Regions from separate parts of the Homo sapiens genome. Here region 1 is linked to region 2. A link is an interaction called in ENCODE POLR2A ChIA-PET data of the cell type or tissue named here. Cell type or tissue: MCF 10A. All regions are shown on one strand. Links, peaks and the distances in the headings refer to the core of each region. The heading gives the core; the rest is flanking DNA. Region 1 has its middle 110 kb from the start of GRIK1. Region 2 has its middle 20 kb from the start of CLDN17.

The links. ChIA-PET counts read pairs that join two places held together with the same protein. Peaks named below come from ENCODE experiments on the same cell type or tissue, not always from the same donor. Only the 100,000 strongest peaks of a DNase experiment are listed, where the experiment ranks them.
Region 1: POLR2A ChIA-PET joins it to region 2 with 7 read pairs; 2 of 35 experiments call an interaction of 5 or more read pairs at or near these places.

Annotation. Positions count from the first base shown.
Region 1 is chr21:30,041,426-30,050,150 of GRCh38, forward strand. No RefSeq gene overlaps it. Among named protein-coding and RNA genes, the nearest start is that of GRIK1, 110 kb to the left of the region's middle. In MCF 10A, for the core only: a CTCF peak has its summit at 3,236 (motif pointing right); no DNase peak of the experiment used is centred there.
Region 2 is chr21:30,142,703-30,151,427 of GRCh38, forward strand. No RefSeq gene overlaps it. Among named protein-coding and RNA genes, the nearest start is that of CLDN17, 20 kb to the right of the region's middle. In MCF 10A, for the core only: no CTCF peak of the experiment used is centred there; a DNase peak (open chromatin) is centred at 4,099.

The sequences.
Region 1 (8,725 bases), core at 1,170-6,169, 100 kb before region 2:
TCAACTTCATTCTTGTGTCAACTTCTTTGATGCGTCCACTAGAAATTATTAATTACAGGAGAACTGGATACAGGAGGTGGCAGGGAAGACTCAGTCAGTCCTCAGCTCCACCATCAATGACCCACAATAATACATAAATCGGTGGGAGTGGGCAAGGAGAAGAGATAGCATAACAGGCAGTGATAGCACAACCCCCAACCCCGCAAGCTACCTATAGTTGGGTAACAATTTTTCAATACTTTCTGATAATTTTTGCCTTATGATGAGAGCATTTAACTCATTAATATTTAATGTCAATGCTGATAAGACAGGATTTACATCTTCCATATTGTTAGTTGATTTCCATGTCTTAAGTCATTTTGTGTTGTTCCATTCTTTCCTTATTTCCTTCTTCATATTAAGAAGATATCTTCTGGTATGCTTTTTAAATTCTGTTTTTTAAAAAATTATATTTTTAGTTATTTTCTTAATGATTTCCTGAGAAAGGACAAACATATATTTATACTGTTTTATATGTACTTATATAGTTGCTTTCATCAGTGCTATTTATTTCTTTATGTAGTTTAGATTTACTATCTAATCTCTTTTTATTTCAGACTGAAGGACTCGTTTTCATACTTCTTATTGGGTAGGACTGCTTGCAGCAAATTCTCAGTTTTTGTTTTTCTGGTAATGTCTTATTTTCCATTCATTTTTGAAGGATAGCTTTGCTGGCTATGATTGACAGGATTTTGGGGTCTGCCCTTTCAATATGTCATCCCACTGTCTTTTGGCCTCCATCATTTGTGGGAAGAAATCAGTGGAAGAAGTTAAGGAATCTTATTGAGGATTCCTTGTATGTGATGAATCAGTTTTGCCTTGTTTCTTTCAAGATTGTCTCTTTGTCTTTCATCAGTTTGACTATGATGTGTCTAGGTATGGATTTGAATTCATCCAATTTGAATTCATTGAATGGATAGATTAATATTTTTCATCAAAGTTGGGATGTTTTTGGTCATTATTTCTTTAAATATTCTTTGTGTCCCTTGTTTGCTCTCTGTTTCCCTTCTGAAATTTCTATTTCTATTATGCATATTTTGGTAAAATTGATGGGGTTTCACAGCTCTCAAAAGGTCTTTTCATTTTTCTTCATTCTTTTTTTTCTGTACCTCCCACCAGACAATTTCAACTGACATATGTTCACTTTTGTTGATTCTTTGCTGGCTCACATATGTTGTTGAGACCCTTCAATGAATTTTCCATTTCCTTTATTGTACTTTTCAACTCAAGAATTTCTATTCAGTTCTTTTTTATATTTTGCCTTTTTATTGATATTCTCTTTTTCGTGAGACATTATGCTCATACATTCCTTTAATTCTTTAGGTGCAGTTTTTGGAACATGTACTATCTGATTTAAAGATTTTATTTATCAATTTCAGAAGCTGGACTTCTTCAAGTTAGTTTCTATTATCTGTTTTTTAAAACTCATTTATGGACTATAGTTTCCTGGGGTTTTTTCGCCAGTCACATACAAGTTTTTATCATGTTAAAAGCTGAACATTTTTAATATTATAAAATGATAACACTAGAAATCGAATTTTTCTCCCTACCCAAGGTTGTCTGTTGTTGCTGCTTGTTTGTTTAGTCATTTTCCAGGACTAATTCTATAAAGTCTGTATTCCTTGTCATGTGCAGCCCCTGAGGTCTCTGCTCAGCATAGAGGTCAGATAATTTTATTAGATAGAATTTTTCCAAATGCCTTGAACCAATCTGTTTACTACCCATTGCTGAGGCACCAATATGCTGACAGTGTGTTTGAACACATTTTCATCTTTATCAGTTTTCAATTTTATCTTGATTTTTACTTTCTACTTGTTCAGAGCCTCAAGATCAGCCAGAGGTGGGAGATTAATGCACATGATTTCCTGGGCACCTGTGCATGGGCTTTGAGATTTCCAGGAATACAGAGAATCTTTGTCCAGCCTCTTTGCCCAGTTGGCATCACTGCATTAGGCAGCTGCAATGTTAAGCAATTGCTGATGGATTTTTTTTTTAAACAAATTCCCTCAGATAAAACTTTTCTCACTGAACAAGCTCAGGTCAAGTATAGACCAACTCCATGAATGCAACCTTTGCAAAAAGCGTGAAAATAGTGTTGATTTTCTGGAGATAGGGCTTTTGGGAGCTTCAAGCTCATTCTAACTCGCACTCACCCTGTTACTGTTATTTTTCCTAGCTACCATGATTGTGAGGATTCTGGTTTTTAGGGCTTTCATGGAATTAGGAAAAGAGGAATAGAGCAAGTGCAAACCTCACAGAGCTCATTGTTATTTATAACATTAAGCTGTTTTTCTTGAATAAAGCTGCTCATAGTGTTGCAAACATTTGGATAATTTCCACAGCTCCCAAATACTTGATTTTGATAAAGTTTTATAGTGACCTTTTTGCTTTTATGCAGTGGATTTTTGGAGTTCCTTGTATGTCTACCAACTCTTTAGTTCCTTGTATTTATCGCTTTTCATTGACCATATTCAGCTCACTTAATCGAATAAGCATAGCTGCTTCATTAATTAGGGTTCAGTGGTTCTTGGAATCTATACATATTTCCACTGTGATGCCATAATAGCTTTAGTTTCTTATTTTTTACGTTATTCATTGAGCTCATACCAACTATCCTTACCTTTCCTAGTAATATCCAAAAATGGCATGGTCTTCTTGGGAACAAGACAAACTCCCAGTTGTCTTAAATTCACCTTTATTTTGACTTCTCTATTAGCAGTTACATTTTGTTATGTAAGCTGCATTTCATATATATGCTTGACAATTCACACTGCAGGGAGAGCTTCATTATTTTTCCATTTCCATAGAAATGGCCATCACCACTAATTTACAAAGGAAAATACTCTCCAGCCTTATTTATTATTGACAGTGGTTAATCAGGAGTAAACTAATTTTTGAACCAGTAGCCAAAGGCTTATGTGACATCATAATCTTGAAGTAAAGTGCAAATAATGTAGTTTATAGTGTTTATTATAAACCAGTATGCTTTTTTGCCCCTTTTCCTTAAATTGACCATTATAGAAGTTGCAAACCTTCTTGCTATTTTTCAGTAGTTGCCTAAAATAAACATCCCCCATCCTTCTTGTTTTCCCTCTCTCTTTTGTCTCAGCATTCTTTGTTTACTTTCCCAATAATATTTTAACCTAAGAGTACTAAGTCACTAATTTCAATAGCTGCAGTGCTGCTTTATTCCACAAGAGGGCACTCAAATGGCTTTCTTTCTGTGATATTCTAATTTCCCACTTTTTTCATATTGTTTGTTTTCCACAGTGGACTTTGAGGACAGATCTATCCCAGAGTCCTCCACTAAAACCAAGAAGATACATATATACTTATAAATGTAGTTAATTTCTTGGAAACATTGAAGATTTATATGTTCTAGAAATCAGAAGGTGAAAAGGAAGAGATTGAGATAGACCAGTGTTTTATCCATGACAATTCCACCTGCTTTCTCAGGGAAGGCTTTGGACTGCTAGCAGACATGACTCCTGAAAAGAAGGCGAAGCACCTGGAATATCTCATATGCCTATTCGATCATTTCCAAACTAAATGAAGCAAGTAAAACTTTTAAAAAAACAAAGCTTAGGCCGGGAGTGGTGGCTCATACCTAATCCAGCATTTTGAGAGGCCAAGGCATGAGGATCACTTGAGACCAGGAGCTCGAGACCAGACTGGGCAACATGGTGAGATCCCCTCTCTATTAAAAATCATCATCATCATCATCATCATTAAACTAGAAAAAAATAAAACTGAAAAAAAAATTCAAATAGGTGAATGCTTGAGATGACTGTACAGAGATGATAAATAACAATACCTGAGTTTTGTCAGAATAACAGGTAGATAACATATTAAGAAAAGATTTGATTTGCTGGAATTAAGATGGCAGAAAAAAATGGACACATTGTTTTTATTATGTAAAATATTACAGTATACAGCTACTACTAGAAAGTAGATGAGCAAACCTTAATCCAACTAGAGATGATTAAAATAGTTTTGTTTTTCTATAAATGTAGCCTGATGTGAGGGGGTAAGAAATGGAGTAGGGAAGTGAGTATTGAAAGGATGAGACATGTACTCTTCAGTCATCTTAGAAACTCTATGTATTTTTCTGACTTTATGAGAATTTTCCTGGCCTGCCTGGTAAGAGAACAAACATTATAAATGTCAAATCAGGCAATATTCTAATTTGAAGATAACCAGGATTGATTATAGAAGAAGAATGCCTATTTTTTTTTTTTAGCGAATATTGCAGAGTAGAAGTAAACTCTGGCACAGAATTGCCTTCGTAGCTTTTATATTACACCCAAAGAATTTTGGTGGAAGCCACTATCCCTTAATTTTGAATGGATTCTGATAATACCAGAATCTATGACTATTTGATAACTCTCTAACTACTAGGAGCAAAGAGCTATATCATCATCTTGCAAGATTATCCTGCAAAGCAAATGTAATATTAAAATTTTGCTTATTAGATGTAATTTTGGGTGTCTTTTCCTTTCATTTTATGCCTTTATCTTGGTCCATAACGATTGGATGGTAGCTTTCTAAAACAGCTATTTTAATCACTATCATTGATGCTTCTTGAGCAACCAGCTAGTATGTTAATAAAGAAGATCATTTTCCTAAATAGAGCCAATGAGTGAAAGGTGAAAATTATCTATGGCTGAGTGAGTTAGAAATCACTATCATTTGATAGATTGCCTTTGGACATTTTGTTTTTGTAAGTCTTTTTGAAAAATGTAATATCACTTTGGGGCAATGGAATTGATAGTTTTAATAAAACTATTAAAGACTACTTATGTCTTTATATACATTTCTAAACGGAAAAATAAGAAACATTTAACTGCTTTGTGAATAATATTGACTTATAGTTTTTTGAATATGTAGGAAAAAAGTGAAGAAAGAGTACATATTTGTTTTACCACATATTTTTTTTACTGAGCATCCGAAAGACCTGTTCCACATCTGTTATTTTTCAGTCATCTGTGCTTCCCATTTGAGTTTTCCTAGCAGCATCTGGAGGGGTAGGGAGAATCAAAGTGGTCTCCTTGGTAGCTGATCATCCTGCTATTGCAGGTTGGCAAATTCTCTGCATCAAGCCAAAACACAAAAACCAATTATGAAGTCTGCAGATATTTTATGTCCAGCTGTTTGAAACACATATGGCATTTATTCTATTCAGGGTACTGCTTAATTCATAGTGTGACACGTGGTTTGTTTGACAAATATCTAGACCTAGACCATATTTTCAAGTCTCTACATCTTTGGAGGCATTTTTAAAATACATTCACCATTTCTGAAATTAATTAACAAAAGAGCAAAATAGCCCCAAAGACATCTATGTCTGTGTGTATGGGTATGTATGTGTATGTGTATGTGTATGTGTATGTGTATGTGTGTGTCTGAAGTAATTAGAATTTAGTAAAAACATTATTCCACCATTACTTTGTGTTTCTTTTTAATGCCTTATATCCTTCCCTCAAAAAAATTTATGAATGCCACTCAAGAGTAAGTGGAGTTTTAATATTATCTCATTGCCTGCAAGGTCCAGTATAACTTAAGAGAGAGGAAATTAATCTTTGAGGTTAAGTTTACTTACCATTTGATGTCAGTGTTGTGCTATAAGAACAAAATTAATAGGGGTAGGAGGGTGTTGCTGAGGGCTATGGGAATAAGCTACTAGGGAACAAGGTTAATTTTAATGTGAAAGGTCATCAGCTTTGGATAACTCATCAAAATCTAAAAACACAGGTTTTCTAGTACGGCAGTTCTTTTATACGAAGTCAACCATCATATCCAACTACCTCTCATTTAAATTCAGAACTTGACACTTGTCAAACACAAGATGATCTTTCTTTTTTCTTTTTACTTTTCAAATGAAAGAAGCTGTGTTAAGGTGCTTGCTAATCTTAGAGATCTAAAGTGCCTCCCATCATTTTAAATGAAAACATATGCATACTCAATTTCCAGATGAAGAAAATCAATTTAGCCATGCATAATGAACGAAACCCTGTCCCTCCATTTAATTTCTCAGTTGTTTGTGTTTACAGGCAGCCTTTCTTTTCAAGGGCAAATTTAATAAGGACAGTTTAGGAGGTTATAGGAAAGTGGTGTGTGAAATGAAACATGTGAAGTGATTTCAATCTAGATCTATACTTACCTGGGTCTGGGATTACCAGAGGTACCAAAGGGCGCCCCTCTTACAAAACACACATAGGCATTTGGTTTCCAGTGCTCTAGCCATAACTTTTTATTAAGAATGCATACCACGTATTTGCTTATTACATGGTTAAGTAGCCACCTTATTCTTCAATTACACAAAATTCACCACTGAAAAGAAACTGTTTGAAAGAATGTGTTTGAAAGAATGAATATCTTTAGACTGGATACCTGCACTAGCTTGGATATTGAAGTGTATGTAAACTTTCAGTTGAATCAAGATAGAGGCATATGTCAGAGCTGAAAGAACTTTGTTGTTTATTATAGTTGGTTTAGATCTCTTATATGCATTTACATGAGAACTCCAGAGTGTCTTAGGAAAGTATAGAAATTAGACCGTAGATGCAGGAAAATCCCTCACTCAATTAAGGACTCAAATATAATCAATACTAATGTACTAGCGATAAATACAAAGTGTAGGAAAACACTCTTTCCATAGCATTTCATTCTCCACTTGCTGCAAATCAAATTACAGACATATGCATCTAATACTAAACTACTTTTGTAAAGTGCTTTCCTCTTTGACACACTATCTAGAGTTTCTTAAAGTGACAGTTTAACTGTTTTGAAATATATATATTTTTGCTGCCACTTTCAACTCACTAAGCTATCAAAACGCATCTTTCTCACCCATGTTTGCTATGACACACTGGAATATTAACTCCAAGAGGAATATCAATAAATTCCTCCTCCAGAATAGCAAGTATTAAAAGGCTCAACTGTGGAGGAGTGAAAAATCCGTACAGGCAAGTCCATAACAGTAAGATCTTATACTTGAAGAGTCAGAGGCAATTGAAACCAGAGTGACTCCATCTTGAATAGCAGCTGGGTAAAATAAGGCTAAGACCTACTGGGTTGCATTCCCAGGAGGTTAGTATTCTAAGTCACAAAATAAAATAGGAGGCTGGCACAAGATTCAGGTCATAAGGACCTTGATGATAAAACAGGATGCAGCAAAGAAGCTGGCCAAAACCCACCAAAACCAAGATGGCAATGAAAGTGACCTCTAGTCATCCTCACTGCTCATTATATGCTAATCATAATACATTAGCATGCTAAAAAACACCCTCCCCAGTGCCATGACAATTTGCAAATGCCACGGCAACATTGGAAAGTTACCCTATATGGTCTAAAAAGGGGAGGAACCTTCATTTGTTGGAATTGCCACTCCTTTCCTGGAATACTCAGGAATAATCCACCCCTTCTTTAGTATATAATCAAGAAATAACTGTAAAAATAGCCAACCAGCCACCCTAGGGGCTGCTCTGCCTATGGAGTAGCCATTTTTTAAATTTCTTTACTTTCTTAATAAACCTGCTTTCACTTCACTCTGTGGACTTGCCCCAAATTCTCCCTTGTGTGAGATGCAAGAACCCCATCTTAGAGTCTGGATCAGCACCCCCTTTCTGGTAACAGAAAGAAGAACCTATACTGTAAAGCCTAAAAATAAATAAATAGTATTTAAAATAAAAACCTATAGAATCAAGATTCGTTGTCAGGATTTGGCAACTTTTCTGAGGTTTTTAGATCCAAGATAAATTGCATAGGGTGAGGATTGTGGAGGGAAAAGTCAGAGAACAAAATCGAAAGTACTACTCTCAGACGTTAACATGCACACAAATCCCTGAGGATCTTGTTATAATGCAGGTTCTGATTGAGTTGGTCAAGGGTGGGATGGCCTGAGATTCTCTCTTTTTTTTTTTTTTTTTTTTTTTGAGATGGAGTCTTGCTCTGTTGCCCAGGCTGGAGTGCAGTGATGTGATCTTGGCTCACTGTAACCTCCGCCTCCCACGTTCAAGTGATTCTCCTGCCTCAGCCTCCCTAGTAGCTGGGACTACAGGTGCGCACCACCATGCCCAGCTAATTTTTGTATTTTTAGTAGAGACGGGGTTTCACCATGTTGGCCAGGCTAGCCTCAAACTCCTGACCTTGTGATCTGCCCGCCTTGGCCCCCGAAAGTGCTGGGATTACAGTAGTGAGCCACCATGCCCCGCGAGATTATGCATTTCTATTAAGCTCCCAGGTGCTGCTGATGCTATTAGTCTATAGACAACCCTTGGTAGCAAAAATCTAAGGTAAAGAATTTCTGAGTGTGGCAGGCCAGGTCTCACTAACGTGGGGCTCCATGACAACTGATTCAGCACTGAGTGGTTAAGTTAAATATTAAAAGCTGAAAGAGCCAGAGCGCTCATACAAAGGGTGGAATGTGACAAAAGCCCACCAAGAGTTTTGCCTAGGTCTTTTGTGGGTCTTGAAGCATGACAAGATAACAAAGGAATTCTTAACAGGACCCATTTAGGGTTAAACAAATTTTATTGAGAGTCTGAAGACACTCCCTAGGCCTCCACAAACAAGTTTATTGGGGGTCTGGAGGAACTCCCCAAAGCTCCATGATTTAACAGGAGACAAGATAAGGGTAATCACCCCAGCACCTGGACCCATTTAGATTAAGTACATTTATTGAGGC
Region 2 (8,725 bases), core at 1,309-6,308:
TTTAAAGGAAATAAGACTTGGGGTGTATATAAAGAGATTAGCCATGTATAAGAGAAGTGAATCTTTTTATTTGTGAAAGAATGAAGAGGAAGGAAGTTGATAAGAGTAACAAGAGAAAAACTGAGGGCTAAGAGAAGGAAGTATGACCAGTCTGATAGTCTGAGGATCAAGGGAGAGGCTCAGAAACTGAGTAAGGATAAAACATAAGGGAAGTGAAGGCAGCAAGTGACAGAGCTTTTTCACATGCAAATCCCAGGTTTCTTCTCCACCTACATTCTGACATAATTCTGGCAACGTCAGTGTAATTGTAATTGACCCATCAGCACCCATCCTTGTCAAATCTTGACTTCTTTATCCCCAGTAACTTTTATACCCTCTCCACCTGAGCAGGCCTAAGCTACATCTCATTGGTCTTTGTAAACCCAAACTAGCTCAGTGTGTGACATGAATAACCTCTCAATATACAGACATAAATAATAAAATTTATGAATAAATTAATTAATTTTAGTATCCTATTCTCTGACCTTCGCGTACCTTTAATCAAGCAATGAAAGAATAGGGGTATGTGAAGATCAGAGAATGGGATACGGAAGTTCAGCAATGCAAAATGTAGGTGCTTGCAAGAGTTAACTAGGCGCATGTTAGAGTCAGTTAGAGGGGATGTGTAACTATTGGAGCAAGGGAGGTCAAAGCAAAGGTCAACAGATAGAACTACTGTGTTAGAGGTGCTACCTGTCCAGTGCTGAAGGTTTCTAGCATGATAATAACATGGAAGCAACAGTGAACTAGGTGTCTAAGACTTTGAAAAATAAATAAGAAATCTTGTGAATAGATGGAGGTGATAAAGCATATGATAAACATCATAAGTCTGAGAAACAGGTGGGTTTCCTTGTCTGAAAATTTAAGTTTTGAAAGTAGCCATGGGGCACTGGGAGGAGGCTGACCACAGAGTTTAGGAGAATGACCAGCCACCGCTGAATAGGGTGTCTGAGGCAGTGATTCCAGAGGGAGCCTAGTTCCTGACAAAGCAAGGCGGGGAATGGGGATCATACTAGGAAGAGATTCCAGTATTTGTGTCAGAGGCATCTGAACAAGAGCAACTCCATCTTGAATAGGGGCTGGGTAAAATGAGGCTGAGACCTACTGGGCTGCATTCCCAGATGGTTAAGCATTCTAAGTCACAGGATGAGATAGGAGGTTGGCACAAGATACAGGTCATGAAGACCTTGCTGATAAAATAGGTTGCAGTAAAGAAGTCAGCCAACAGGCACGGTGGCTCACACCTGTAATCCCAGCACTTTGGGAGGCCAAGGCGAGCAAATCATGAAGTCAAGAGATTGAGACCATCCTGGCCAACATGATGAAACCCCATCTCTACTAAAAATACAAAAATCAGCTGGGAGTGGTGGCGTGCACCTGTAGTCCCAGCTACTCGGGAGGCTGAGGCAGGAGAATCACTTGAACCTGGGAGGCGGAGGTCGCAATGAGCCAAGATTGTGCCACTGCACTGCAGCCTGGGTGACAGAGTGAGACTCAGTCTCAAAAAAAAAAAAAAGGAAGCCAGCCAAACCCCACCAAAACCAAGATGGCAACAAGAGTCACCTCTGGTCGTCCTGACTGCTACACTCCCACTAGTATCATCACAGCTTACAAATGCCATGGAAACGTCAGGAAGTTACACTGTATAGTTTAAAAAGGGGAGGCATGAATAATCTGCCCCCACCCCTTGTTGAGCATATAATCAAGAAATAACCATAAAAATGGGCAACCAGCAGCGCTCAGGACTGTTCTGTCTGTGTGGTAGCCATTCTTTTATTCTTCTACTTTCTTAATGAACTTGCTTTCACTTTACTCTGTGGAATCGCCTCAAATTCTTTCTTGCATGAGATCTCTCTTGGGGTCTGGATCAGGAACTCTTTCTGGTAACATTTGAATTCCAGCAAACATAGTGAAGTCTGTTGAAAGAACAATCCACAATGGGAAGCATCACAGGTCTACATGGAGATGAAGGTATCAGATAAATAATAATAATGACTGGAGGAACTTCCCTTTCAGGTGGTGACTAAAGATGGTGGGGTGAGAGGTATGGCAAGGTTAGCTGGCCTGGAAGTTCTGAATGTTCCTCTTGTAAATCAAAACTAAAATTCTAAGGACCCTCCAACCATCTGAATGGACTTCCTCCTCAGCCAGGGCTCTTTTAAAATTTGACCTGAGAGTCTGTTTCAGGCCATGTTGGGAAATGGGGTTCTCATTGTACCTCTCTGGCATTAACATGAACACAGACTTTAAGTCTGATAAGAAACATTTTATAACCTATTCTCTCTGAAGCCTACTACTACCTGAAGGCTTCCTCTGCAAATAAGAACTTGGGTCCCCACAATCCTTTATCTTAATGTAGGCATTCCTTTCTGCTGATCCCAGGTCTTTAGACAAACTCAAACAATTGTCAGCCAGAAAATGTTTAAATGTACCTATAGCCTGGAAGCCCTCCAATTTGAGTTGTCCTGTTTTTCTAGACCAAACTCATGTATTTCTCAAATGTATTTAATTGATGTTTCATGCCTCCCTAAAATGTGTAAAACCAAGCTGCACCCCGACCACCCTGGGCACATGTTCTCAGGACCTCCTGAGGGCTGTGTCATGGGCCATGGTCACTCATATGTGGCTCAGAATAAATCTCTTCAAATATTTTACAGAGTTTCACTCTTTTTGTCGACACTCTGATATATTAATAGAATTGTTTTTGCTGCTCCAGGCAGATTCCACAGCGAGCTTCAGCAGTAGCTGGATCTGGATGGTTCTAGTGACTGGCATTTAGTCACCAACTAAGGCTGTGACTTAGATTCAAAGTAGAATCCCATCAGGAAGTTATGTTACTTCTTGAAAATTCCTTCTTTGAGTTTTTTGAAGAGGAAGTAAAAAGCCAACACAGCATAAACACAGATTTCATCAAATACTGTTAAATTATATGAATGAATCCTCTTACACACTATTTTTACAGAGCAGGTTCCAGAATTTGAAAACATTTTTCTACTTAGAGCAACGCTTGTGCCAGCTACTTGCTAATACCTTTCTAAATTAATTTGTATTTTTGGTTAAGGTTTATACCAGTTAGTTGGACATATGAGATGTTTCAATAGTATAATTACCATAAATGACTTTTTCTTTTTTTTTTTTTTTTTTTTTTTGAGACAGAGTCTTGCTCTGTCACCCAGGCTGGAGTGCAGTGGTTTGATCTCAGCTCACTGCAAGCTCCGCCTCCCAGATTCATGCCATTCTCCTGCCTCAGCCTCCCGAGTAACTGGGACTACAGGCACCCTCCACCACGCCCAGCTAATTTTTTGTATTTTTAGTAGAGACGGGGTTTTACCGTGTTAGCCAGGATGCTCTCGATCTCCTGACCTCGTGATCCCCCCGTCTCGGCCTCCCAAAGTGCTGGGATTACAGGCTTGAGCCACAGCGCCCGGCCAAATGACTTTGTTAAAATTTTTCAGTAAGTAAACATCATTTTAATTTTTAACAATTAATATTGTAAATATTTAATATTTAAAAATTTCTTTTATTGAAAAATACCAAAAAGTGGGTTTATGATTAAAAAATATAACTCTAATTAATCAATGATGTTTGGCATTATTTTTAATCTTGTAAATTCAAGTAATTCTGAAAATCAAAAATAATTAGGTAAAATGTTAGGAAGGTAATAAAAATATATGAAAAGTAGTTAATTCAAGTGGAAAACTTTCATTATGTTTAAAATGATCACTTCCAGTGTTTTAAGCAGAAGTTAGGTTTTTGGTTTATATTATGAATGTACGACTTTATGAACATATGTAACATATCTGTAGATAGTTTGAAGCAGTCTCACACTCAATCCCAACAAATTAAAACAGATGACATAGTCTCCTTAATATGCTCGGTAGTGCACATAAGAGAAAACCTTTGGCAAAAGGTAGTTGGAGTCACCCAAAGATATTCTGAAACACCTGGGTGGGACAGCTGCTTCCCTCTGGCTTTGGGCCTTCCACAAAAAGTCAATTATCTATTAAGTCATCTGCGTTCATTTCCCAGGTTAATCAGGAAACCATGATCGCCCGAGGGATGGCTTGCATCATGCACACCAGGAAGTTTGAACTGTAGCCAACCATGCAATTAAGATGTTCCAGTATAGCTATTATTCTTGGTTGAGGCAAATTCCACTGGCACAGGTATTTACTAGGAGGAATATACCAAATTAAAAGTTAAAGAAAGAGGAAAGAAACACGAAACGTGGCTGGCGGTTAAAGACAGGTTTTCCTTAATTAAAACCTGAGAGGCACTCCTGGCCGATTTCAGTCAGGAGCGCTTTCTCTGACAGACTAAGAGCATATATTGGTTTAAGGGCGAGGAGCCTTATCAGAAGTTTGGAATGTTCCTGTTTGAGGGAGAAGTTTTCTGGCGGGGTTGGAATGTCTCTGGGAGGAGGCGAGCTTACCTTGGGGCAGCCATCTTTCCGCCAGAGCAAAGTTATCTTGAGACTGGCATCTTCCTTGCCCGATGCGGGTTATCTTGGGGCTCCATGCCTCTGATCCGGAAGGAGTTTGGAATCTTTCTGGTTGGAGATGTTATTTGTGGTTTATGGTCGTGCTGATCTTAGCCATTGGGCTGATGCCCTTTGGATTCAGACGTTTTTTATTAAGGTGAACTTTAGAATGAGGGGCTTGTCCAAGATGGCGATGCTCCTGCTCTGTCACCAAATAGTTCAGATTTTTACTCACAGTTAACGTTTCTATAGTTCATGTTTTAATTTATGGTGTTTTCATCAAATGGTTTATGTTTTAGTTCATGATTTTTCTCAGTGTTGTGAACTCAGAAAATGAGGTGAAGATAAAGGAAAGTTCCTGTTTGTTCTTCACAACTATTATTTTTATGAAATTTGAGCGCTAAGGGAAACAATTTATCTTTGTGTTTATTACAGTTGTTCCATATTTATCTAGTCTAATTCCCGTCATATTTAGGCTATAAAAAAGATTTGCTTACATTGTCACTTCAGTAACTCAATAATGTTTTACTGAGGAAATCTCCAATTTCCACCCTGAAAAACTGCGTGAAAAATAATGAAATCACAAGAAAGTTAAAAAACACCTAAAAATAGACTGTGGCAATGAAGAGTATCTCTAATGCAAAACTTCATCTGCCTGAATTAAGGAGTTCTTCCCCGAGGGTGCAGCCCCAGAAGGGGCTCCTGGCCAAGGCTCACAGAGGCATTCGTTGGAGCCCCTTCACAGATTTTCTGTGGTAGTGAGTGTGATTGGAATTGTTTATCAATTGAAACGCTATTAAGATTAGGGTTGTGCTCCTTAATAACCAAACCTTTCAATCATATTGATTTTGTTATGCTGTTTTAAAACTACACAGGTAACTAAAATTAAAAGAATTATACCTCTCAAAGCAAGTGAAATTTTAAAATGTGTTATATATTTATGAAGAGAAAATAAATATGCAGGTTTTTTTCAGTTGTAGATAGCGCCAATGCATTTGGCTATAACTTTCATAACTACATACAATGAAATAGTAAGTGGAAAAAATCATGAAGGAGAAAAGGATAAGAGATTACGGTGGACCGAAATTGCTTTTGACTGCCATGTGTGCTTTATAACTTTTGATTATTTGCTTCCTGTGTGTCAACTCTTGGAAGTATACATGGATCAAGGCAAGTCACCAAAATTTTTTCCCATTTCCTTGGGTATAGTCACTGGTTCAAAGATAGGCAACTTAATCAAAACAGGCCAATGCATTCCAATATTTTGAACTTCAGGTGATGTGGACCTTCCCTCTGGAACTATAGTGTTAGCTAGATAAAAATTTGGGACCATATTGAAAAGACTTGTGTGCAACTAGAAGCAAGCAGAGATGTGCCAAAATGAGAGTAGCACGAAGTGTCCAGAAGCCTGGAGGACCAGCTGAATCTTTGAGGCCCTGGTTCATGGTAGCTCTTCCTTGAGTTCTATCAGCTTTTCCAAAGCTTTCCCAGCTATGGAAGCCAAGGAAGTAGAGCTAGAACACAAAAAACAGATGTGGCAGATTTCTTACACATATTCATATATTTGAGTAATATCATCAATGAAATAATGGAAGAGTGTTATCTAAAACAAAAATTCTCCTGAGGTGTCCATTGCTAGCCCACTTAATTAAATTAAAATATTGATCATTGATTCAATACAATCACAGAATCGTAAGGCTGGTGGGACATTCCTTTGACAACTGAAATATTATTGCAGGCCCTCATGGAAGATGTCCAGTAAGAGTCAGTGAGCATCTGCTTACTCTGTTTTAGTGGCATGGAACTCACAATTTCACAAGGCAGAATATTTTAGTGTTTTCAGATACATCATACATTTTTTTCTTATATTGAGCTGAAACATGCAGCTTTGTAATTTGATGCTAACACTATTCCTGGAGTAAAAAGAATGAGGAGTCTCTTTCTTCTGGCAGACAAAAACTTTGAAATATTTGGAAGTATTCTCATATTTTCTTCACATAATCACTTGTCCAGGATAAACATTTCCAATTGTTCTAAAGATTTCTTAAATACACAGACTCCAGAACTGGATTTAAGGTATCTCCTTTGGGTAAAATCTGCCACAGACAATTGAATTATTCATTTCCAATTCCTAGCTCCAGCGATGCTGAAAAACTTGCACATTTGAGTATATAAAAACTTGATTAAGTGAATGGAAAAAATATCATTTTTTTTTTTTAGACAGAACCTCGCTTTGTTGCCCAGACCGGAGTGCAGTGACGTGATCATGGCTTACTGCAGCCTCAAACTCCCAGGCTCAAGGGATCCTCCCAGGCTCAAGGATCCCTCCTGTGAGTCTCTGGGACCACAGGTGTGCACCACTGTGCCTGGATAATTTTAAAATTTTTTTGGTGTAGAGACAGGAACTTACTATGTTGCCCAAGCTGGTCTTGAACTCCTGGGCTCAAGTGATCCTCCCACCTTGGCCTCCCAACGTGTTGAGATTACAGGCATGAGCCACTGCACCCAACTAATAGTTACGTTTTCTGACTATATAATTAATATAGACTCATTGGAGAAAGTTTGGAAAATCAAAAGAAGCATCTAAAAAGGACTTGAAATGGACAGTGCTAGTCAAATAAATATGATTTAGCCACCTTACAACTTATAAAACCTTTATAACCTTAACATTATCAAAGGAAATGCTCGAACGTTATAGCTCAGCCTGCTGCTCTAATGAGGAATTATAGCTCAGCACAATCCTCCACTATCTCCAAAATCTCTTTATCACAGCTACAGACATATGACCAACAGTTCTACCATAAGCTTCACCATCAATTCTTTATTTCTTATTTTTCTTTTTATCATTTAATTGCTACTTTACTTACTTCTTTTGTCCTTTATAAATATTGTACTGTGTATACAAGTCTAGATTACTTTTATGGATACTGAGTTTCAGATATGCAATATACCAACTAAATCAGACTGGATACTTGTGTTAGTTATCTGCAGCAAATTTCCCCAAAACTTAGCTAGCTTAAAGCAAAGAACATTTATTTCTCATTCAATTTCTGTGGCTCAGGAATCTGGGAGCAGCTTGGCTGAGTGGTTCTGGTTCAGGTCTCTCTGGAGGTGCAGCCATGCTGTGTCAGGTAGGACTGCAGTCTTATTGCAAGCCTCCACTGTTGCTAGAGAAAGCCTTTCCAAGCTCCCTCATGTGGCTATTGTCAGATCTCAGTTCCTCAATGGCTATGGGCCCAGGGAGGCTTACTTTCTGACCACTTGGGCATCTGCTTACAAAATGGCAATTTGTTTCTCCCAAAATGGCCAAGATGGAAGGCAAGAGCTTTTATAATCTACCTATGAAGTGACATTTCATCACTTCTGTCACTATTGGTCACACAGGCCAAGTCTGGAACCATGTGGAAGAGGACTGCTGAAGAGTGTGAAGACCCAGAGGCAGAGATCACTGGGGGCCATCTTGAATGCTGGCTACTCCAATACTAAACGAAACAATGATGTTCTTTTTTGTATTTTTTTCTGTTTGATTTTTTTTCTTTTTGTAGAGACACAGTCTTGTTATGTTGCCTACGCTGGTCTCAAACTCCTGGCGTCAAGAGATTCTCCCACCTCAGCCTCCCAAAGTGTTGGGATTACAGGCATGAACCACCAAACCCAGCCACAATGATGCTTTTAGCTATGCTAGAAGACCAAAAACTCATTTAAATTTATTGTTCTGTTATGAAAGTTAGATATTAATAAGTATCTCTTCTGTGATTTGAACAATAAAAGGGTCCTCCTCCACACAAAACATAATTTGTTGTCAAAAACATAATTTGAAAACTGACAAATAACATTAGTTAACATTAAAATATTAATTTCAAAAACAAAATACATTAAAATGTCACTATAGTTCACCAAAAAGACATGTGTTTCTACTTATTAAATACTTTCATAACCATTTATATGGTGATAATGCTCTGAAAATAACATTTTATTTCTTGAATTTGACAATAATTAAAAGTAAGCAATGCAAAGGCTGAATCTGCAAAAATGCATTTTTGAGCCTAGATTTTATTATATTAGTCTATAGTAGAAATTAATTTATTTTGTTGATCTCTTTAAATATGAGGCTGATATTTACTGAGTGCCTAATAAGTACTTGCTCTGTTAGGCAACTCACAATGGGTACATTTTCTTTCATCCCCACCATGCACAATAGAAGCC